Regions from separate parts of the Mus musculus genome. Here region 1 is linked to region 2. A link is a loop called in an ENCODE intact Hi-C map of the cell type or tissue named here. Cell type or tissue: left cerebral cortex. All regions are shown on one strand. Each heading gives the region's core, and the rest is flanking DNA. Links, peaks and the distances in the headings are about the cores only.

Region 1 (11,853 bases), core at 1,610-9,609, 950 kb before region 2:
AAGTCTAGGGGAATGGCTGCTATTGGAGTAACCAACAGAATGCTCTTTGGATCTGAGGCCGTATTTATAGGAAGGTGCTCATTTTCTGTATCAAGGAATTGATAAAAAGCTGATATGGCCAGGGAGGTCATAGGCACTAAGGCAAACTTCCAGGTCATGGTGCTGAGAATAACTGGCCTTGAACTACCCCTTGCTTCAAGGCTCAGGAGCTTCACAGGAGTCAGAAGAGTCTAAGGGCTGGGAAGAAGAATGTGGTCTACAGTATTACAGTATGATGGCTGAAGCACTCATGAACTCACAGCACCTTGATTGATGGGATCTGACCACCAGTGAGTCCCAAAATATTCAGTCATGGATGGAAAGGGGGCTTATGGGGCACAGCTCTCTGTTATGGGAGCTAATGGGAGTCAAGGGCTGCCAGTAGAGAGGAAGTTATTGTCTTTAGTGGTGTAGCCACAGATGTTTTCTCATGCACCAGTAGATAGCTCCATACCGGCAAAGTAAATGTAAAACCAAAATGGAAAAACGAGAAAGAAAGTGGGGTGGGGGCTTGGATGGAGGAAGGGCTGGCAAGGACAGAGAGGGAAGCAGAGACAGTGTGCAGATGAGAATGTATTCTCCAGGCATATGAGGTTGTCATAGAGTAAGTTAACCATAATAGAGGAAAAGGAAAAGTAATAGACATAAAGACACTGAGTTTGTTTGTACGAGTTCATGAGTTTGTGTTTATCAGTAATGCACATGCCTGTGTGTTCAGGTGTATGTGGACAGCATCAGTTCATATTAAGTGGCTTTTTCTACTACTACCTGACTTTTTGAGTCTGGGTCCCAAGATCTATAAAACTCATTGATTTAGCTTGACTAGTACCAGTAAGTTCCAGGGAACTTCACCTCTACTTCCACATTGCTAGGACAGTAGCTCACAGTACCGCTGAGGTAGGGTTTTTTTGTTTTGTTGTTGTTGTTGTTGTTTCCATAGGTGCTGGGGACTGAATTAGTCTTAATGCTTACTCAGCATTACTTTACTGGCTAAGCCATTTTCCCAGCCCAAGACTACGAGCTTGTTGAGTAAAGTGTGTGCCTACGGGTTTGTCATAATTTTGAGAGAAATGTCACCTCACAGCCAACATATCTCAGTGGAACACTAATTTTACTTAAAATTTGAGCTTTAGAGAACTGCTATATTATAATATACTATGCCTTTAAACAACTATCATGGACTTTAAGTGCAATATTTGTACTTATGGTAAGGTCTATCTATGATCTATGATCTATAAGACATTTACCATCTATCAATGATCTATAAGACATATCTGTGATCTATTTGATCTTTTCTATATCATCATAACTATAATCTATAAGACAAGATCATAAACCACTTAGGCTTTAAGTAGGCACTTTTATGGCCCTAGGAGGATAAACTAGACAATTGGCTTCTTGTGCAGTTAGGCAGAGCTTGGTGCAAAACTTAACCATGTCATTTTAAGTTTTTGTATTTATGAAGTGTGTTCTTCTAGAAGTGACTTCTAGAATGATCCTTGAGCACACTTTGCTGTGAAAGAACATTTGTCTTTGAGAATGGATATAGCTGAGATGCCTGGAAACAGTTCTGTATGAATGATACTAACCAGAGAAAGAAGAATGTAATTATTCATATTTAGGCTCTTTCAGAAAACCCTGGTGACTACAGTTGGTGATTTCCCTTAAAATAGCAGACAGCGGTCCCCCTGTGGTTTTCCAAGCCTCTGAGTCCAGATGGAGACTGGAGAGGGCTGACAGAGGTAATAAAACTTAGAAGTCCAGGTGGGGAGAGGTGATAAAACAGCAGAGGAGGGAACCAGACAGAACTTGGTCAGGAGACGGCAAGAGAGCAACATGGCTATTGGTTAATCAAATGTTTAGAAAGCACACAGCTTATTCAAAAGTTCTGGGGTTATTTTTTAATTGCAGTTTTACATTTTTATTGCAGGAAAGTCTTGTGTGTCTAATAATTTTTCAAGAAACCAGAGAAAAAAATTAAAATGTTTGGGACAGGAGAAATGACTCAGTTAGCAACATGCTTGCAAAGCTAACATTAGGATATTGGATTACCAGCAACCATGTAAAACTCCAGGCACAGCAGTCCACGCCTATAATCCCAGAGCTTATATGCAGTAGACAGGAAGAATCCTGATTGTTGAGGCTTGTCAGGAATCAGTCCATCAGAGTTGTGATCTGCAGGGTCAGTGGAGACCACATCTCAGGTAAATAGGATGGAGAATGATTGGTGAACAGACAAAGTGTCAGATTCTTGCTTTCCCAGAAATACACACAAGTGCACGCCCCCAACACAGGTCATACACAAACACACAAGTCTAAGGGCTTGCTTCTTATAGATATGAAGTACTTATTCACTTATTTTTAACAACTCCGCTTCCATGTACTTTTTTCTTCACCATTAAGAGAAATCATAGTTACAACTATCCAAGAGTAGGTGTCAATAATAATATCTATTTTACTAAGGACTTAGGATGGGCTGGGGTAATACACTGAAATCTAAATGAACCTAAAAAGTAGACAATAAAATTATGTTATTATGTATGTGTCCCATATTATATGTGTGACGAAGAAGAAGCTAAACAATAATGATAATGCTATGGAGTTCCTTCTGCCATGGGCCAGGCAATGTTCAAAGCAATTCTCTGAATCAGACTATGGATAACGCATAACTCTGTTAATTAAGAGATGTTTGCTCCCTATTAAATAGAAAAGGGGACCAAAGGAAGATAAGCTAACTGAATTGCCTACATAATACAGCTAGAAGGGGCAGGTCAGAGATCTGGATCCATCCTGAAAACTAAAGTTTGTTTTGTCTGCAGTGAGCAGAAAAGGTGGTAACTTCCACTCTACTCTGTAGCTTCAAATTCAAAGGCCAGGTCTGTCCCATGTCTCCCTACTACACACTCTCTTTGTCCACACGAAAAGAAAGCATGCTATGTCAGAAGACTCTAGTCCCTTCTAAGGATGTATCTACTCTTGGGGCACATGCTTTCTCTGTCCCAGTTCCTGCCCCAAGGAAGTGAAGTCAGATTCTAGAGAAGAATCTTTGAGTCCTGACTCTCATCAGAGGAGGAATTACAGAAGAAAGGAAAGTGGTTTGAAACTAAAATGAAGTTGGAATAGATATAGATAATAGCAGGGAGACACAGACCTCCGTCAGAAGGATTGTGGGAGGAGGTGGTCTAAGTAAGTACTGAGTTTCAGAATTCAGCATGAGAAAGTGGAACTCCAGCAGGCCTTCCCAGCAGGGTGTCCTAGAATGGACAAGGAAGCTCTCTGCTCTTCCCTTCCACAATTCCTTCCCAACTCTATCAGGGCTTCCTGTTTGCTGATCCCTTCCACTGTGCTCAGGACTTGGGACAGGACTGCGAGCAGCAACCAGCCCCTTGCTGCTCCAAGCAGAGCAGGTAGAGTGTAGCTGGTGGATCTGCAGGCTGACAGATTAAGAACCATGGCCTTGATCTTTTAAAATTATGCAAAGAGCCAAAGAATCATCCTGTGACCACATCCCCAACCCCTGCTCTCAAGCTGTCACCTCAGGAAGGATGCCAAAATAGTATTTTAATTTTTATTTGTATAACCTAACACCATGATTCAAATAATTTGTTTTGCTCAAGAATGAGAATTGAAATATTATACTTCTTCAATAGAAGCATTTGTTTAACAGGTTGATACCCACTACACATAGGCAAACACTCCCATACCCCCACAACCCCTGACACACACACACACACACACACACACACACACACACACACACACACATGCACACATTGTAATGAAGTACTCAGGTAAAAATCATTCTTTTAGAAGAAATGCAGCTTCAGTAATATTCTCATTACAAAGCCGTATCAAAGCGAACAACCATTGTAGTCTTACTATGAAAATAACCAATTATTTTTATGATAATGAAGACTTTAAGTAGCTCAGCAGGATAAATTAGATCCGAGTCAAGGCTTAGCCAGTGTCTCCCATCTTTGGAATACTAAACTGGAATGAAAGATTCAATCCCTCTAATACAGACACATCTCTTTTGAACTTTGAAGAAAAGAAAACACTTAGTCTGTTTTGAGCATGATGAATCAATTTGAGGCTAGGGTTAGAAAAAGTGATTTTTACTGACTGCACTAAACAAGCTAGAAATGAGTTTAACTTCACTGGGGTCCTCAGTGGTAACAATCAGTGACATCAGTGTTGGCCTTGTGGGTTAGGTGACAGGATCTGAATACTGTGAGCAGTGGGTCACTTGGGCAGCATGTGGATACAGCATGTAAGGCATTCTCCTTGACTTCATCGCATTGACATTTTGGGGACAGAGAATGCTTTTGCTGGAAACCAAGTAGTCCTGAGTGATATAGTATTCTGTCTACTAGGTGCTAGTAAACCCTACCCAAACCCTATGCCTCAGTCAAGACAGACCTGCCTTTAGACATTTCTACCATAGCCCCTGGCTGAGTTATTGTTCTAGTGGTTTGCAGCTACCTTGCTCATGTCATAGTTGCCTGTAACCATTTACTATGCTTGCTGAGTTAGTTCACCTTTGCATTGATTTTTAATTCTGTTCAGTGAACTTAGGACCACATACTTGCTGGGCAAGCACTGTACCACTGAGCTGTAACCCCTGCCTTCTTTTTATTTTCTAAAATTATTTGTTTTGACAATTTCATATTTCTATACATACATTGTGATCATATTCACCTCCACTACCTCTTTCATCTCCTCCCAACTTCTGTGGAACCTCTTCTTCCCAACTAGATGCAACACTAGCCTCATGTTCCATTCCCAATTCCTTATTTGCAACTACTCTGTAGGCAGTCATGGCTGCTGTGTGGTGATTGCAATGGCCACAGTGTATCCAGAAGATGGCACTCCACCACATTTCTCCCCATCCTTTAGCTCCCAAAGTCCTTTCAGCCTTTCTGTGCTGTTTCCTGGGGCTCTGAGTGTGAGTAGGGGAGGGGGCGGCATAGACATCCTGTTTGGGGATGGGCACTGAGCAGTCGCTTATTCTTAGAATTTTGAGCAGCGGTGAATGAGTTCCCTCTCTGAGCATCAGATGCTGAAGATAGAAGCTTCTAAACTAAGGGTGAGAGTTGCAGGAGGGAGTCCACAAGCCTTGGATCTTCTGCTGATAATGTGCCAAGTTGACACATACTTAAACTGTACAATGCTTATACAATTCCTTCCTGCCTTCTTATCTTCCTTCCCCTCTTTCCTTCCTTCTCCCCACCCCTACCTCTCTCTCTCTTCTTTCTGAGATGGTATTTTCTTCTGTTGACCAGATTTCCTTTCAACATGACTCAGCTTCAGCAACAATAACTACAGGTCAGTGCTCAACTTTGACTTGAAAAACCATAGGCAAGAAGCTGATTTTACTACATGCCGAAGTTATATGCAGTGATTAGTCTCTTTGTGGGATTAATCAGTTTCTCTGCTACCTCTATGTGCCATTAAAATGAACAGAGTTGTTCCAGTATTTTTAAAGGAATCCAGAGCACATCAACTGTTCTTGAATGGGTTTTGCTAAGAAGTGATGGTGAGAGAGAATAAAATAACTGTGCTCCAGGATGTCTGAATTGCAGTAATTCCTCTAAGTGGAGCCTTGCACTGGAGAGGTGGCTCAGTGGTTATAAAAGCACTTGCCTCTCTTTTTGAGGACCCAAGTTAAGTTTCCAGCACCCATGTTTTATGACTGACAAGCACCTGTAACCCTAGATTCAGTGGGTTTGTGTCTTCTTCTAGCCTCCATAAGTGTTCCCACATAGGGGACATTCATTCACTCACACAAATTAAAATAATAAAATAAATCTTTTAAAAACTCAGTGGGCATTTGCTAGTGTTATGGATTATGTTTTCTACCTATGAATTTACATTATTGGCTTCCATTTCTTTATTAACATGAACATTATACAATGCATTTTTAGTGAAGATCATCATTCAAAAGGTTTAAATTCAATTATCTTTCATACAGTAAGCCTGCTTAGAACAGATTACATCCAAATCTTTTAAGCAATTATAAAGAAAGAACAAGGTTTCACGTAAAACAAATTTCCCAAACAGTATAAGGAAGATATTCACCCCCTTGTATAATTCCTAATGGTAACAAGAAGCAAAATAATGTTCAAGGAGGAAGAAAAACACAAAAAGGAATCTAAATAGTATAGAACTAGATGGAAAGGCAGGAGAACTGGGTCCTAGCTCAGACTGTGACGGTGTGCACAAGGTGGTACTCCACCCTGTGTCTTGGGGAATGGGTCTGTCTTTCAAAGTAAGCTAAGGCAGCCCAGTCCATGACTTTGGAAATCCCTTAGACCTCAATGGCTTCTGATTCTACAAATAAATACCTACTGATGTGTTATCCCTTTATCATTTTTAGCTTCCCAGTTTCAACATATAATGGCTCAAGGACATTCACCCACACTGGTGACATTCTATAAGCTAGCCCTTTAGTCCAGGTTCTGGAAGCAGAGAGTATAAAGAACAACATTATCACTGATATGTAGCCTAAGAAAGAATTGTCTTGGGCTGTGAAAACTGAGAGCGGGGGATGCATGTCTAAGCCGAGACCACAGATCATCTACCACTGTCCTTACTTTTTGAGAGGGAGAGTCACTGAAGCTCACCATTGGGCTAGGAGGGCTGCTCAGTGAGATTCCAGGCTCTATTTCTCTCTGCCTCTCCTCTACTGCTGGGCTTACACATCTGTCTTTAATGTAGTGACTGGGCATTTGAACTTAGGTCCTCTTGCTTTGATAGCAAGTATTCTTACAGCCTTGAGACAAAGTAACTCGTCCTTAATGTAGCATTCTCTGATAACTTTTTACTAATTTATGATTTGATAACATTTCACATGGGGGGATTACTGTGGATTCTCTAAAAAATTAACATAAAGATTGATCTATTAACATCTAATGCCTGCTACTATACACAGAAAACAGCAATCTTTCCAGTAAGCCATTGGAATTCTTTTATTTAATTCTTTCTTCCCAATCAGCCATCTCCTTTAATATTCCACATAAAGTTAATGACATCCCAACTGATAGGTGCTTCGTTTGACTTTTCTTTCTTTCTTTCTTTTTTCTATCTTACAAGTAACCAACGAAGACGAAGATGCATATTTGAAATATCCCAGCTTGATCTATATTACTACCAGTTATGGAGCAAAACAGTAATGACACAGCTTAGATCTGTGAATATTTAATTACAAATGGGGAGGTTATCCAATTTTTATCAAATATACTTTCTGGGACTGAATTGTACACATAGCACCATCTCCTCAAACTGATAAAATATAGTCAAAGATAATAAATGCATATGACAATGCGTTTATCAAAACACTTTAGAAACATTTATTCAGTAATTATGTTGTCTTCTTTGCTTCAGATATTAGATATCTGGACCAAGATGAGCCTAAAGGACAAAGTTCAAGTACTCATATACTTCAAGTACTCCTTCTCCAGCACATACGTCTATTGAGACTGGCTATGTATGTGTCAGACACTGGAATCGACAGGGAATCGCTAGGACCTAAAATGGCTTTGGGTTTGTACAGACCAATCAATAAATACCCGAAGAAAATAAGACTCTAAGGAATGCATTCAAACTGCCTCGGAGAAGCCACAATATTTTCAACATTGCTTTTTATTGTCTGGAAGGAAATATTAAAGAAAAAGCAGAGTGAAAAAGCCCAGACCACTCAGTCAGACTCTTAACAGGCAGGACATTAAGAAAAATCTAAACAGCATTAGAAGCGCATTCAATGTAAGATTGATATCTACAGCAACATGAAACAGTACTGGGTGTGGATTGTTTGTTTCTGTTTCCTTTCCAGCTGAAGATAAATTTGGAGATACTTAAGGCAAGTGAATTTGCCAAGCCATTGTTTTATTGAACCACTCTGGTCATTTCTCAGGGAAGAGCTTCGTGCTGGTGGGGTGACCCTCCTTCCGTGCCCTCCAGGGTACTGTCAGCTTGTCAACGTCACGTTGCAGGCCATGGCATGCATATTTAAACTAACCCATTTCCACAGGAGCATTAGGACAGTTATGCAATGAAATAGTCTTCACTCGCCTTAGATTAGTGAATCCCTCATTTAATTACAACTGGAAAGGTTAGAAACTTTTTTATCACAGACACATTCTCTGGGAATTATCTGTCTTTGGAATATAATTAATCATACTCTGTCATGCTTTCATTATAGACAGTGCTCTCCAGAGCACTGGCTTTCCCCTCTCTTCATTCATATTCCTCTAGCCTTCCCCCTCACTGTTACCACAGACCTCAGGTGAATTTTGTGGATTGCTCAGAAATGACTCGATATTGTTAAACCCATTTGTCAATCCACATTATCAACTCCCAGACACAAGATCTCTGCATATGTTTAGCCTTCTTCGTATACATCCGTCCCAGTATTAACGTGAATGGCATCTGTCAATGTTGACAAAAATTAAATTTCAAAACTACTGTAAATAATAAAGAAGTCATAGAAAGACGCTCTCTCTGGAGGATGAGCAACTCGTAAACATGATTTGCATATTGTGCTTACAGCTGTTTCAACAGGAGCTGTTTGCTGTGGTTCATTAAAGTGATTTGATTTGTCAGATTCCACGCTAGTTGGAAGTTTGCGTAGAGAGCTATTTAAGGGACATTTGTGAAAATTTTGAATTTTACAGCAGTATATGCTGGCCATAAAAATATTCAAGTGCATTCAGGGGTAACGCTGTGGCTTACTGGTAGAGAACCTGCCTATCATGCACAAGGACATAGGTTCAATTCCCAGCCCCATAAAATAATTCTAATGAAATGAATCGAGTAATATGTCTTTAGAAGGAATTAGTAGGGATTGAATTCATAAGAATCATCATTAATTAAATTCCAAACCATTGTCTCTCTGTCTGAAATGCTCCCAAGATATTCCAGGCACAACTCAGTTAAAGTAGGAGAGCTCCATGCCTTGCTGAACTCAAGGGAAGAGGGGAAGACGAACCTCCACAGCAACTGTGCAGGGAGGAATCAAGCAAGCATGCATTACGGTCTGTGGAATGGATTTAATTCAATAATCTACAGCCTTCCTATCATCACCTTCTAGCCAGATACCATAAAATCTCATTGTTCATTGGCACTGGCAAAGGGCACCCCGGTTCATAGTCTACCTTCCAGGAAAATCTCAGCTCACCTGTTTTTGTCTTTTTTAAGTAATCATTTGCATTTTAATAATTTCTGGGGTAATAATTTTAATAATTTAATAGTTCATCAGAGGCACATATCTTTAATAATGCCTTTTGTGTGATTTCTTTTTTCCTAGTTACATTGGCCTGTACATAATATAGTCTGTATTTGTTCAACCATTCTAAAAGTCAAGAAGACGATTCAAGAGTCTGGCAAGGCTTAACCAACTTCTTAAGGCAAACCTTGGACTGTAACTACCCATGGTCTCCGCAGGGCTGCAGCTTTCACTGTTTGGTTAAGAGGCAGGAGGCAGGGTGAGCCTCACCAGCAATAGGTCATGCATTTTAAGAGAAAATTTAAATTTCAGTTGAAATGGAGCAATTGCATAGCATCTGTGAGGCTCTGCAGTGCTGAAGCAAAGATATTTTGAATACAGAAGTCATTGCCAAAACCACAAATGAAGTCACACTCTAAGTAAAAAGTATCCCTTTTATTGACTGGTAGACAACAGAAATAGTAACTCTGTGTGTGTGTGTGTGTGTGTGTGTGTGTGTGTGTGTAAAACAAAGTATATGTGTGAGTGTGTATGCATATATGTGAGTAAGTGCACAAGTGTGAGTACCAGAGAGTGTATGAAGTATATGCATGTATGGATGTGTGTGTGTATGTGTATACACATATACACATGTGTGAATACTTCAGAATGATGCTTTCTTTTTCAGAAACCAGTCTTATCAAGAGGAAACATTGCCAAGGTTGACAAAAGGTTCTAGACCATGAATGGCATGTGATCCTGAAGGGTGCTGAGGGGGTGACAGGGATAAGTAGATGCTGCTGCTGTGGTTTGCCATAATTCCTCTGCAAAGTGGCAGGTGTCAATTCCCTTTCTGAATAAACATCCAAATGAAGCCTAGCTCCGAACACGAGACAGTGTTCTCCATGGATAAGACCAGGTGTTCCTGTTTGAGGTTTGTAAAAAGTAGTACACCAGTGACTCACTCCTATGTCAAATACTGCTGTCTAATTGGGCCAAGTGTTCTTCCCTCCTAGCTACCTCTCACAGGCTGTCATAGAAAAGGCAACAGTTAGCCCCAAAAGGAGCAACAGCAACTCTCAAGCGTAGAGAAACCTATAAGGAGGTCAGGAGTCACTATAGATCCCTCTGAGTTGCCAAGCAGGTGTGGTGGAATTACTGCCTTTTTCTTTTTCTTTTATTTTTTTAAATGTTTTTCTCTGAGATCTGCTTGTTTAATTATTTTTAATTTAAAATTTTTTTACTTTATTTTACATTCCCCTCACTGTCCACTTCCAGTCACCCCCCCTCCCACAATCCTTCCCCTATCCCCTCCTTCCCTTCTCCTCTGAGTGGGTCGGGGCCCCTTGGGTATCCCTCCTGTGCCCCCCTCCCCCGGCACTTCAAGCCTCTGTGCCCAGCCAAGGCAGCCCAGCTAGAAGAACACATCCCACATGAAGCAACAACTTCGGGATAGCCCCTGTTCTAGTTGTTCAGGACCCATATGAAGACCAAGTTGCACACTGGCTACACATGAGAGGGGAGGCCTAGGCCCAGTGTATGTTCTTTGGTTGGTGGTTCAGACTCTGAGAGGAATTACTGCTTTTTCAATGGTGAGGGAGAGGACTCCTCTTACAAGTCTATGTGTTTGGGGTCAAAAGTACAGGTATTTTTGTCATTTCTTCAGGCTAACATTAGTAACTTAATTTTCAAAAGAAAACACCCTTTCACCCATAGCCTTTAACGTAGGCTGATTTTAATCCCACCAGGATCTGACAGGAGTGGCAAAGCCCAGACTAAGATTAAAACCTCACAGTGAGTCATGTAGGCAAATGCCCCAAGGCTGCCCAGTTAGGGACAAGGGGCTTAAGGACTGCAGCGTGTTTTACTCCTTTCATGAGAGCTGTATACAGATATCCGGGTTCCTTACTGCAAATGGCTCTTACAACTGAGGAGCTGCGTTCATACTATGATGTCTTAGTTTGATTTGTTTTTTCTTATTTCACTAGAACTTTTTCTACTTAAGCAGGCATGATTCATATATTATTTGAACAAGTTTTATGGAAGATGGAATTAAGATGTTTAGTTTTAAGAAACTTGTCATGGTAGAACAATTTTCAAGTGGGTAAAAGTAAAGACTGGTTCTAAGGAAGTTGTGTTGAGCTTTGTGCTTTGAACTAGCCATATTTGTGCTGCACGATGCAACAGCAAACACACACAGTAACATGCAGCAGGAGATTGTGAACAAGGAGTTTCCAAAGTGGACTCCAGAGGGCAGATGATGGTACGCTCTCAGAATGATTTGTTTCCGTGTGTATTTGCTTAGTTTTAATTTGATATGATATTTTAAAGAATGAGAGTTCCTTAGCCATAAGATAACTATCAGACATCGTGCACAAATGGTACTTGAGAGCACACACACAGACACACAGATGCACACACACAGGCATGCATGAACACACACACACACCAAAAGCAGGAGAAAAACGAAGCAAAGTTTTAAAGATATATATATATATCAAAATCTTTGAGCATTGACTTCTCCAGAATAGAAACATTACTTGTTTCGAACATAAATCCAGTGATCACACCACCTATGATCCAGAACTGAATTTGAATTTGAGAATAAGATA
Region 2 (11,853 bases), core at 1,605-9,604:
AGTCCCTTGTTTTACAGATGATGAGTCTACCCTGCCAATAAGAATGTTGAAGAGACACCCCTGGAGACTATTCCTAGTCTATCCCTATAGCCTCCATGACAGTGTTTTAGGACAGAGGACAGATAGCTTTCGCCCTATGCCACCTTCTGCTCATTGACTGTGGCTGCTGAAAGCGCTGTGCCAATAAAATCCTGATGCACTGTAGCTCAGAGAAAGAGGTTCCATAATCATGATTGTACACTACAGATGTCAAAAGAGATGCTTTTTGAGCCAACCATTTGCCATTAGTGAATGAAACCATACAGGGGACTTTCTCCCCTAGAAATATAGCATTCTATTCTATTGGGAGCAGGAAGTAAAGTGGGGGCTAAAAACTGGGAAAGAACCAAGTAAGATAATTTCTTACTTTGTACAGCCCATCAGACATGAGCTGGGGCATTCTGATAAGCTTTCCTGTGAAGAGTCAGCTCTTGTCCTTTGAGGCCATGTATCCCTGCTGCAGTTGCTTAGCTCTCTGCGGTAGGTAGTGTTGAAGCAGCTCTGGACAGTGCCCGGGGAGATGGCTGCCCCTGGGTCATAATAAGTCTTTTGGTACAAAAACAGATATCAGAGTAGGTCTGGCTTATGAGCCCTAGTTTGCAGACCCCTAAGTGGAAAAGAGCCCAGCAACAAGACCTAGTGTTTTAGAAACTCCTCCTATTATCCATTTCTAATTCTGGCTGTGGGCTCAGCCTGTAAATTTCTTATAAGAGTCAAGTTAGAACTTGACAAACAATATCAGCTCTTCAAATACAGTGTTTTTCTTAAGGACAATCTTAGCAGTAGAGTCCACACTCAGGCATTTCCCCTACTTACAGTCCCATACCGTAATGCAGTGGTATGGCTTCTCAGGCAGTCTATCAGTCTGTTTGTGCTGCTCTGACAAAACACCTACGTCTGGATAATTTACCAAGAAAAGAGCTTTACTTTGTTGCCACATCTGCTGGCGTCTGCTCATCTCAGAGAGCCTGGATGACACGCGTGGCAGAGATGCATTTGGAAGAAATCATCTGGCAAGCCAAGGGGCAAGAGAGCAGGCTGGCTGTCCACACCTGTGGCACCAGCACACGGGAGATGGAGGCAGAATTAGGAATTCAGAGTCAGCCTTGGCCACATCGGGTTTGAGGCCAACCAAGACCGCATGGAAAACAAGACGAGATGAAGCAAGTGCAGCTTCACTCTTTTTGTGACAATGCACGTTCTAACCAGCATTAGTCCTTTAGGTAAGTCCTTGTGACATAATTACCTTCCACTAGAACTCCCCACCACTGTGCTAAGAGCACTCATACAGCACATGAGTCTTTGAGGGGGACATTGCCTTCTATAGCCAAACCATAGCAAGGACGACTGAAGGTCTGGGTCAGCATTGTGGACTGATGTAAAAGAAAGGCCTTGCAGATTTTAAGAGCTCTTCAAAAGATCTGTCCTACAGCATGCACAAGACATGAACAAGCTCATGACAGACCAAACCCCACCATGGAGGGGGCAGGGAAGCCTGAAGCCCACTCCTACCTAGCTCAGAAGCTATTGGCAACTCATGGCTTCGAGAGAATGAGAGTAACACGTCCAAAAGGAAGGCCACACATCCAAGACTATGCAGGCAGCACTTCCTGGACTTGGCTGATAAAAAGAAAGACAAGTTAGGTGGATGGGATGGGATGGACAGGAGAGGAATTGGGAAGAGGAGACAAAACACTCTGGATAAATCCTCAAAGAACGAATGAATCTTCTAAAAATAAAGAAAGATCCGTTCTGTCCTGTAGATGATGGGAGTAAGTAGACTAAGTACTGCAGCCAGTTTTGCTTGCCAGAGGGTTCTTTGCATTCTAGTTTGATATTACAGTTGAACATGGCTTGCATTAATATTTATGCTGCCTTTTTTAGGGATACATAATTGAAAGCAAAAGCATATGCACCTAGGAGTGGCTCTCAGTGAACACGCATAGACTTGATCCCGAACCTTGCTTTTGTGGTCAGATGATTGCATCTTGGTCAGAGACTTCCTGCTGCTAAATCTGGCTACTGCCCACAGCAGTCCTCACCCTGTGTATCTTCTTACCATGGCTGTGAAACAGTGTCACAGACCACTTTTTATCAGCCTTAATTTTCATAGAATGTGTGGGTAGATAAGATCCTCACCCAAGGGTGAAGAATCTCCAGTCAAATGGACAGTGACTTTCTCAAGTCATTCAGCTTCTTAGGAATAAAGCCAGGTGTGAAATTTCAACCTCCTCTCTTGTAGTATGTAGGGGGAAAAACAGTATTGATCGGGGAGGTAAGATGGCTCAGTAGGTAAAGTGTAACCAAAGCATGAGGGTCCATGATTCCAGTATTGTGCTGACCAGCCCGTCTATATAATTGGTGAGATGCAGATTCCATGAGAGATGCTGTCTCAAAAAATAATATGCAGAGTAATAGAGGAAGGCACTTGGCATAGACCTCTGTTTTTTTCACAAGTACATTACATGCACATGGGCATATGCACAAACTGACATATATACAAGTAGCAGCATCATAATGTAAGGCACACATTGTAAGGCACAAACTAGCTTTCCAATAGTCTGAATAGGTCTGCTCTTAGTAAATGTTAGCAGTGCAATTTGTACTAGCTGTCACATCTGAACCCTTGTTACTGACCCTATGTATCACTGCCATTGGCTGCCAGGTGGTGTTCAACCTGAGACTTGAGTTATCTCCAAGAAGGGGAGGGGTACGGGCACAGTGGGAGTTTGATCTCTTGATTCTGTGCTCAGAAAGTTCTTTACGTATTGTGGATATTAGTCTTCTGTCGAATCCATAGTAGCTAGAGATTCTCTCCCACTTGGGGGGGCTTCCTCTCTGCTCAGTTCATTGTTTTCTTAGCCTTGTCGTTTTGGTTTAATGAAGTCCCGGGTGTCAGTTGTTGGCCTTAATTTCTGGACAAATAGAGTCTCGTTAAGAGAGCCCTCTCTTACACCTGCATCCTGTTAGGTGCTGCCTGTTTTCTTGCAGCAGCTTCAGTGTTTCCACTCTCACATGACGTCTTTGATGCACTTGGAGTTAATTTTCATGTAAGGTAACAGATGCAGGCCTAATTTCATTCTTTTGCATGTGGACATTGGTTTTCCCAGCACCATTTGTTGGTGTTTTCTCTCCAATGTGGTTTTGGCATCTATGTCAAATACCAGATGATTCTAGTTGTATGTACTCTTATTTGGGCCTTCTATTCTGTTTCATTGGTCTACATGTCTGCTCTTGTGCCAGTACCATATGGCTGTTTTATGACTGTAACTCCACAGTATACCTTGAACTTTAGAATAGCAAATTTTAGAATGGTTTTGTTCTGTTTACTCACGGCTGTTTACTCAATAGCTTTGGCTATTGGGGCCTTTTGTGGTTCCATGAAAATTTTAGGATTTTTTTCCTCTGGTGATTTGAATATGAATGGCCCCAGAGGCTTCTGTCTTTGAATGTTTGGTCCTCAGTTGGTGGAGCTGTTTGGTAAGGATTAGGACTTGGGGTCTTAGTGGAGGAGGTATAGCACTGGGGCTGGGTTTTAAGGTTTATAAACCCCATGATATTCCAATTTGCATTCTCTCTGCGTTGGATCAGGATGTAAGCGCTCAGACACTGCTCCAGCGCCATGACTGCCTTTCTGCTGCTGTGCTCCTGACATAATAGTCATGTTCTCACCCTCCAAACTGTAAGCAAGGCCCCAGTTACATCCTTCCTTTTATAAGTCTCCTTGGTCATAATACTTCTTCACAGCGCTTTCTCTATTTCTGTGAAGAATGTTTTGGCAATTTCGATTAGAATTGCATTGAATCTATAAATTGCTTTTGTTAGGATGATCATTTTTCACAATATTATTTCTACTAATCCTGTCCATTTTCTAGTTTTTCCTCGGTGTCTTTCTTCAGAGATTGAAAGTTCATTGTGGTGCCTTTGCTTCTTTTCTGAGTTTTATTCCTAGGTGCTTATGTTCTTTGGAGCTACTGTGGATGGAAATGTGTCCATGGTCTCTTTCACAGTATGTCTGTGGAATCATTCCATTACTAAAGGAATAACAAGAGAGAAGAGATTCCAAACATTGGCTAAACAACAGTGCTCTGTCTGATGATGGCTGGAAAGAAGGAACAGGACCCACGGACACCGGACCCCAGGAACCTACTGCTTTGTAGAGTGTGTCCTGTTTCTACTCCAAGGAAAGAAAGGAAGCCTCCGAGCAGAACTGAGCCTTGTCAGGCCCTGTGAGCCACACTGTCTGTGTCACCGCCCTAGCTCTGGTGTTGCAGAGCACAGCAATCAGCAGCCTGTGAGCGCATCAGCTTGGCCCTGCTCCATCAAAACTCTATTTATGGGCACTGAAATTTGAATTTCATGTAATTTTCATGTATCACAAAATATTATTCTGATTTTTTGCCCAGCTATTTAAAAATATGAAAACTATTCTTAGCTTACAAGTAGCATGCAAAGAGACTGTGGGCTGCATTGGGCTTAAAAGCCAGCGTGTGCCAGCCCTGATTTAGAACAGGAGGCTGAATCAGGCCTGTGATAGCTCACTGATTGCTTGACCAAGTAGATTCCCTAGTACCTGAGCCTCAGTTTCCCCCAGTGAGATGAAGTGAAGGCTTAGCTTAAAGAATTACCAGCATTCTTTTTTGCATGGTGCTCTATGGTACATGGCCAGCGTGTGGTTTTGATTTCAGATAAATCTGAACTCTACTCTTTTTCTATCTTCCAACTTTCTGGGAGTCATTAGGTCAGCTGCTAAGTTCCTGGTACCTTGGGTACTTTATCTGTGAAGTTGGGCTAAAATGATGTTGCTTTTAGATTTGCTTTGAGAATTGAGTTTTATGATATTTAAGAACCAGTAATCATACATAGACAGCAAGCTTATACTGTTTTTAATATTATCTTCGTAGTCTCTTTTAAAATCTGGTAACATGTAGTCAATATGTACTTAATAGTGGCGTTGTATTCTTTTAAAAGGAGCAAAAACCTGAATGATCAGGCCAGGGAGTTGACTTAGTTATAGTATAGAGCCCGCTGCACAAACATGAGGACCTGAGTTCAGATCCCAAGAGCCCATGTTAGCAGGAGGGGCAGCAGAGTTCACACCTGTAACCCCTGGGCTGGGCTGGGCTAGGCTGGGCTGGGCTGGGCTGGGCTGGGCTGGGCTGGGCTGGGCTGGGCTGGGCTGAGCTGGGCTGAGCTGGGCTGGGCTGGGCTGGGCTGAGCTGGGCTGGGCTGAGCTGGGCTGGGCTGAGCTGTGGAGGTAACAGTGAAGGGAGGTAAGCAGGTGCCAGTTTCTGGCCAGCCAGTCTGGCCAATTTGGTAAATTGACCTCTAGGTTCAGTGAGAAACCCTGTCTGAAAACATATGGTAGAGAGTGATCAAGGAATATGCTCAGTGTTGATCTCTGGCCTCCATAGACATACATGTGTACACACACATTTATATAAAAACATACATGCATGCATATGTACATACATACATACACACATACGCACATCTGAATGCCTATAAAAGCAGTAATTCAAGAGAGGCGTCTGCACTGGACAGTGTTATCCTCTGCTCCTGGGGTAAAGGCCAGCCTGAGTTGGGGCAGGGCAGAGGCTGCATCTCTTCACTCAAACCCTGTCAGCCCTGCCCAGTGTCCTCTCTCTTGCATGGTGAAAGCACAGGGTGGATTGATAAATTACCCCTGCATCTCTGTTTACAGCTCTCTTCCTCCACCCAGTGGCAGGAAGCCACTATAGACCACTTGGAAGCAGAGACGTTTTTACCTGCTTCATGTGCTTCTTTTTCTCATGTCTGCTAGCAGCCGAGTAGGAGTCTGTGCTGAGCCAGTGCCCCCTTTGTTTCTCTACACGCTGTCATTCTCAAGGCCTGGAAGTGGGTAGGTAGCCACATGGCCAGACAGCGGTCAAGAAGCCAGAGTTGAGAAGTGACAGCCAGCTGAGCTGTGCGGGTTGATCGGTTATGTGTATGGGTGGTTATTAGCATGTTGTCCTGCAGCCCCATTGAGAAGCATGGCAGCATTTAATAAATATTAAAGCATATCAGCAGCACCATTTAAGTGTGGGAAAGTGATCAGTCCCCATCCTAATTGTGTGCAGGGCATAAACACACTCTTTAGAACACTTAATTCCATGTCAGAGTTTAAAGTGGCTGTGATGGTTTCTACTTAGAAATAAAGTCAGAAAGGGGGCTTGGAATAGATGTCAGCCATGGAGGTCAGAAAGAAGCCTCAAACGCGCCAATAACACCATTCCCCCAAAGATGGAGACACTCACAAGCATTTGCCCAGGGCATCCTCACTCCCCATGACCTGATTTTTACTGGCTCCTTTTTCTTTGCAATCTCTCTTCTCTTTCCCCTCCAGCTGCTTCCTCAACCAGAAGGAGGAAGCAAATGGTAGTAATTGCTGGCCAGGCCAGGATGCGGGCAAAGCCTAGCCATGCAGGGGAAGAGAGGGAGACAAAGGACAGGGCAAGTGCGGAGGCCACATGGCAAGCTCCCCAATTCCTCACCCTGCCTTTCTCTCCTCACATGCTCATCCTTCTCTGGCTTGTTCCCCATGATGTCCTCCTCACCTGTGTCCTGGGTTGGCCTCCCCCCAGCCTCCTTCTGACCTCCGTCTGCTCATGGCGGCTCTCTCTGGATTCACTTCTCAGTGCAGTCCAGTTTATTCCTGGGCTCTTTGAGTGTTACAATCCCTTCACACCCTGCTTCTTCCAAGTGTGATAGTATGTGCTTAATAATTAAGACTGTAATTAAAGTATAACAGCAAGTATAATTAAAATTCGCTTTAGTAGATCCTGAAATTATAAAGCAATTAGGTATTTTGGTGTGGCACTGAAGATGCCGCCAGGAGGTAGAGGGAAGGCTCCCTTCACCGTTTCCCCGACTGCACCCATCAACATAACTCGAGTGTGAGGACTCTCTTCACTTGGCTCACCACATGGTAAGAGAATTGTTTGCAGCTTAGAGCCTGCCCTGGAGAGTAGCCAGGGCAAATGGAATGCCAGGACATGGAGTCACTGCCAAGGCCTCTGGAGAACCCTCAGCTCTTCAAAATGATCAGAGAAGGATCTGTCCAAACCTCTGTCCTCAGGCATCATCGTTTGTGACTGTGGCTGTCCTTACCCAGTCTGTCAGCTCACATGTAACATGTAGCTGATACTGCAAGATTCCCTGAGAAGCAAACCCAGCGCTGACAGGGACGTGTAGCAGGCTGTGGGAAATATCACTAAGCTGCCCCACAGGGCTCATCCCTGTTGCGATGTAGAGATCACTGAGTGCTCCAGCAGCACATCTGACAAGCCTGCTGTAGCTGGAACATTGAAGGCAGTGGCAGGGAAGGAGGCCCAGGAGACTGGGAGAGACAGCTTCGAGCGAGCGCATGGGCATGCAGGGCAAAGGCCAGTGGGGCTCGGTGTGCCTGCCTAGGCACTTGTGAATTTTAACATGGAGCCTTCTTATTCCCCTTGAGAATACTGCTCCTAAGCCAGATGCTGCAGATGATATTAATTAAGGGCCTGAATTATTTATGCTGTCGGCTCCAAGGAAAAGCAGCTTCATATGTGAGTTGGTTTCCTTTGTTTGTTTGTTTGTTTGTTTGTTTGTTTTGTAATCAGCATTTGTTTCGTCCTTACGCATGGAAAATTCAGGTAATAGTGAATGGAGAATTCTGAGTGGATAGTTCTCAGAATGAGTGAAGGAAACCATGAATAAAGAACAAACAAGCCAACCCCCAAAATACCAGGAGAGGGGTGGGAGAGAGGCCTGGAACAGTTATGTTCCACAGGTTTGTGGAGGCCTGGGGAGCTGGGTGCTGAGACTGGAGAATGCCCGAAAGGAAAAGCTCTTGTACTTTTTCTTTCGTTTGGTCTCTGGCCGACAGGAAGGCACCCAGGGAAGGTATCCCAGTCGACTCCTTTGTGAAAGGGGATAGGAATGACACATCAGACTTCAGGTCCAGAGGTGTGCTTCTAGCCCAGGCCTTATTTTTGCTTCACTCTGCCATTGCTCCATGACAGCCACACCTGCAGGTTAATGTACAGATTCCTTAGCCTCTGACCTAACCATGATGCACACCCTGTCCTGCTTCTCAGCCTCTGGAACCCAGACTCAGCTTACCAAAGGAGTCAGAATGGACACTGGGGTCCTGTAATGATGTAACTGAGCTTTACATCTGTGTTACGTCTCTGTCTGTGCATAGCAGATGATCCCAGAGTTTGAAAGTGCTAAAGAAGGGTGTGAATATCATACGGACCCGAGGTCAGGAATCGGGGTGGGGCCTAGCTGAGTTCTCGCACTCAGTCTTCACCAGGTTGCAGGAAAGGTGTGTTCCGCAGGACCCCACGGCTTGCTAAGAGGTAGTTCACTTTCAAGCTAGCGTCTATGGTTAGCACCAGATGCTGTTCCCTGGTTGCCTCATGGCTCAGTAGCAGTTAGCTAGAGGGTGCTTGACAAGTGGGCTTTGTACATAGGGTAGCTTGAAACATGGCATTTTGCCAGCAAATGGTAGAAATATCAAAGCAGACAAGGCAGACAGAAAGCAAGGTTTTTATATCTCATCTCAGAAGTGATGTCCCATCATTCGTAGATTCTTACACAGTGAAAGGGGACAAGTTACACGAGCGAGCGTGTGGTCGCAGGAGGCAAGGTCAGTCACATGACTGTCCCAGTGCTGTTTTAGAAGCTCCCTGTGACAACATTAAAAACAATGGGTTGGGCATAGAAATAGCTCAGTTAGCAAAGTACTCGCCATTCAAGCATGACGACCTGAATTCAGTCGTCAGAACCAACGTAAAATAGCCAGGCATTAGTGGTGTCCACTTGTGATGCCAACCCTGGAGAGTGGAGACATTTGGATCCCTGGGGTTCCTGCTTTGTGACTCCAGGCCAATGAGAGGCCTTGTCTTAACACATACACACACATACACACACATACACACACACACACGTTTGATTCCAATTAAAGCCAGCCCCTGAATAACAACCATTCTGTCAAGAGTTTAGCATTATTGAAATTTCCTTCCTGTTCCTATAAAGTCTGGAAGGGTGAGTGAGTCAGATGCTGGGCTCCACCTCATTATCAAGTGTCTAGCTGAAGAAGTCATTGCCATCCTTAGAAAGGTGCCTCCCAGGGTTATCCTTACCAATAGTGTAGCTGAAAGTAAAACAGATGTAAACATCACTTTATTTCCTCAGATGAAATGGTGAGATGAGGGCTCTGCCCAAGCTGTAGGTTAGGCTGTGTCCAGAGCTTTTCCTGCTCTGTTCTAACTCTCCCTAGACCTAGGCCTGGAGACTTCTAATCTGATCTTACAGGTTGACCGATTCAGTCCAGCTTCCTTCAGTTTCGGACTAAATTGCTCTGCTTGGCCTTATACTAACTTTTGGCAATCTGTTCTAATCTGCTGGCTCCTTCTCATTCTCTGGCTCATTCTGTCTTCACCTGGGTCTAGCTTGTCTTCTCTGCAACCTGTGTCTATAAAACTGTCCCTGTAAAACTGTCATACACATACACTGCATCACCACACCCCCTCCTTTCTCTCTCTCCAGTACTGACTTACTTCATCCATAAACACAGGACAGTAGCACTTCCTTAGAGCTCGTGTTGAAAAATCATATGCTGCATCTAAGTTGCTGGGCATTATCCTGGCATGCGTAAGTACAGAGTGATCAGTAGCTCTAAGGAAGATCATGTTACACGGAGATAAAGGAGCTGGGGTTCCACCCCAGCACAGAGACAATGATATGGCTGTGAGAGCAGGTGATACTTTCCTCAAATGACATCACGCCCAGGCTCAAGCAGGCAGCCTTAATCAATCCAGTGGGTGACACACAAAAGCTGTGGAAGTAGGAGGGGCGTAGTGGGAATTGTATTGGGTGAAGGAGGGATGTGAGAGGGGTTAACTGGTTCATAGTAACTAAAGTTCATTATGTAAGTTTATGAAACTGTCAACAAATAAGAAAATTTTAAAGAAGTTGCAGGGCTGGAGAGAGATCTCAGTGTTAAGAGCACTTGTTGCTGTTGCAGAGGACGTGGGGTTGATTCCCAGCATCTACATGGTGGGCTATGACCGTCTGTAACTCCACTTAAAGAGGATCTGATGTCCTCCTCTGGCCTCTGCAGTCACCAGGCATGCACATGGCGCAAGGCCCTATGTGCAGGGAAAGCAGTCATAATATTTTTTAAAGTTGAAACTCAAGGTAGTCAAGTGGTTAGGTAAACACCAGTCTCGTAATGCATGGCAGAGGTGAGAACTCTGGCTCCTTCCCCTAGTCACTGCACCCAGGGGCCCTTGGCAGGTGTGACGCCCAGTGTTCACTTCCCACTGCTGCAGCAGATGCAGTGTCCCAGCGCCTCCTCAGCAGCACAGTGCGCTCACCTGGCCACTGTCTGAGAGTGAGCCGTGCTGACCAAGTGCCTGCTGTTATCTGTGCCCACATAGAAGGGCTTGTTCTCCATGGCCATGCCTTCAGAGTCTTTGTTATAAAGACATCACCTGGTAGCCGGTTGGGAGCACAGGAGCCGTCCCGTGGCAAGCTTAGGCTCTTAATAGCGTTCTCACGCCCGGCCAGGAAAGACGCAACAAACCAAAATCTTCTGCGGCAAAACTTTATTGCTTACATCTTTGGGAGCCAGGAGGGCAAGCGCCCAGCGCCCAGCCCCAAAAACGAAAGCCCCTTCAATAATGAAACCGAAACCCCTTCCCTATTTAGGAGAGTTATATTTCGCCTAGGACGCATCACTCCCTGATTGGCTGCAGCCCATGGCCGAGCTGACGTTCACGGGAAAGGTAGAGTACAAGTAGTCATAAAATACCCTTGGCTCATGCGCAGATTATTTGTTTACCACTTAGAACACAGGATGTCAGCGCCATCTTGTGACGGCGAATGTGGGGGCGGCTCCCAACATCTCCCCCTTTCCTTTTAATAAGAGCAAATAGGCCACCCAACTAATGAGAGTGGAGATAGAGGTCAAATCCCCAGTGTGTAGGTAAAGGAGCCATGTACAGGATTAGCTCTTAGGCTCACAGGCTTTTACCCAGAGCAACCCTGACCTGCTCCCGTGTCGTTTTTCCTGGGGGAAGGGAACTAGGACACTGAACCTTCATGAAAGATGACGTATCTCCCTAGAATAGGCTCATATATGCCGCAGAGCCTTTTTACTGCAGTGCTTAGCCGTGCAACTCTCTCGGGCTGCTGAAGCACACTCACTTTATCCCGTGCAATGAGTCTAGCCTCGTGAGATGTAAGAGCTGAGTGGCCAGCGACCTATTGCCTAAGCATAGATATATCAGGGGAAGCTCCATGTTCTAGTTCTGCAAGCGCCTGGGCAATAACCACCTTGTCTCTCCTAGTTTGGGCCTTAAGCTTACAGACCAATCAAAGAAGCAACACTAATCCACAGCAAAGTGTATCTCCAAATAATATCAATCCCACCCATTCTTTAAAGAAAGAAAATGCTGAGGAGATCCAATTGGGTAATCCTTTGGTCAGGGACAGGTCCAAGCGCGTGGAGTTGACCTGAAGTCTCAATTCCCGAAGGATCTGTTCAAATTCAGCCGTCCAATTCTGTAACATATACTGAAAAAGACTTTTTGACAAATTAGCTGCCCTAGTAAATTTAACATACTGAATGGAAATAACACACAATCCCGGAAACTTTTGTTCACATCCCTGCTGAGTTATTTGTCATAATACATCTAGTTGTATCTGGACAAGATCTATGAGTTGATTAACCAGCATGAGACCTCTCTGTATCTTGACATTAGCTGAGGCCTGTTCATCTATGACTGTAGTCACTGAGGCTGA

The links. A loop is a pair of places that touch in the nucleus more often than their neighbours do. Peaks named below come from ENCODE experiments on the same cell type or tissue, not always from the same donor. Only the 100,000 strongest peaks of a DNase experiment are listed, where the experiment ranks them.
Region 1: a loop joins it to region 2, with 11 times the contacts of the local background. A loop is called at or near these places in 3 of 42 quality-filtered maps.

The regions. Positions count from the first base shown.
Region 1 is chr6:96,425,670-96,437,522 of GRCm38, reverse strand. All of the region lies in intron 2 of Tafa1 (TAFA chemokine like family member 1), which reads right to left. Among named protein-coding and RNA genes, the nearest start is that of Gm26011, 130 kb to the left of the region's middle. In left cerebral cortex, for the core only: a CTCF peak has its summit at 4,892 (motif pointing right); a DNase peak (open chromatin) is centred at 4,944.
Region 2 is chr6:95,478,493-95,490,345 of GRCm38, reverse strand. The region is part of intron 10 of Suclg2 (succinate-Coenzyme A ligase, GDP-forming, beta subunit); the gene reads left to right. Among named protein-coding and RNA genes, the nearest start is that of AY512915, 150 kb to the right of the region's middle. In left cerebral cortex, for the core only: a CTCF peak has its summit at 5,756; DNase peaks (open chromatin) are centred at 4,391, 5,751, 6,389 and 7,131.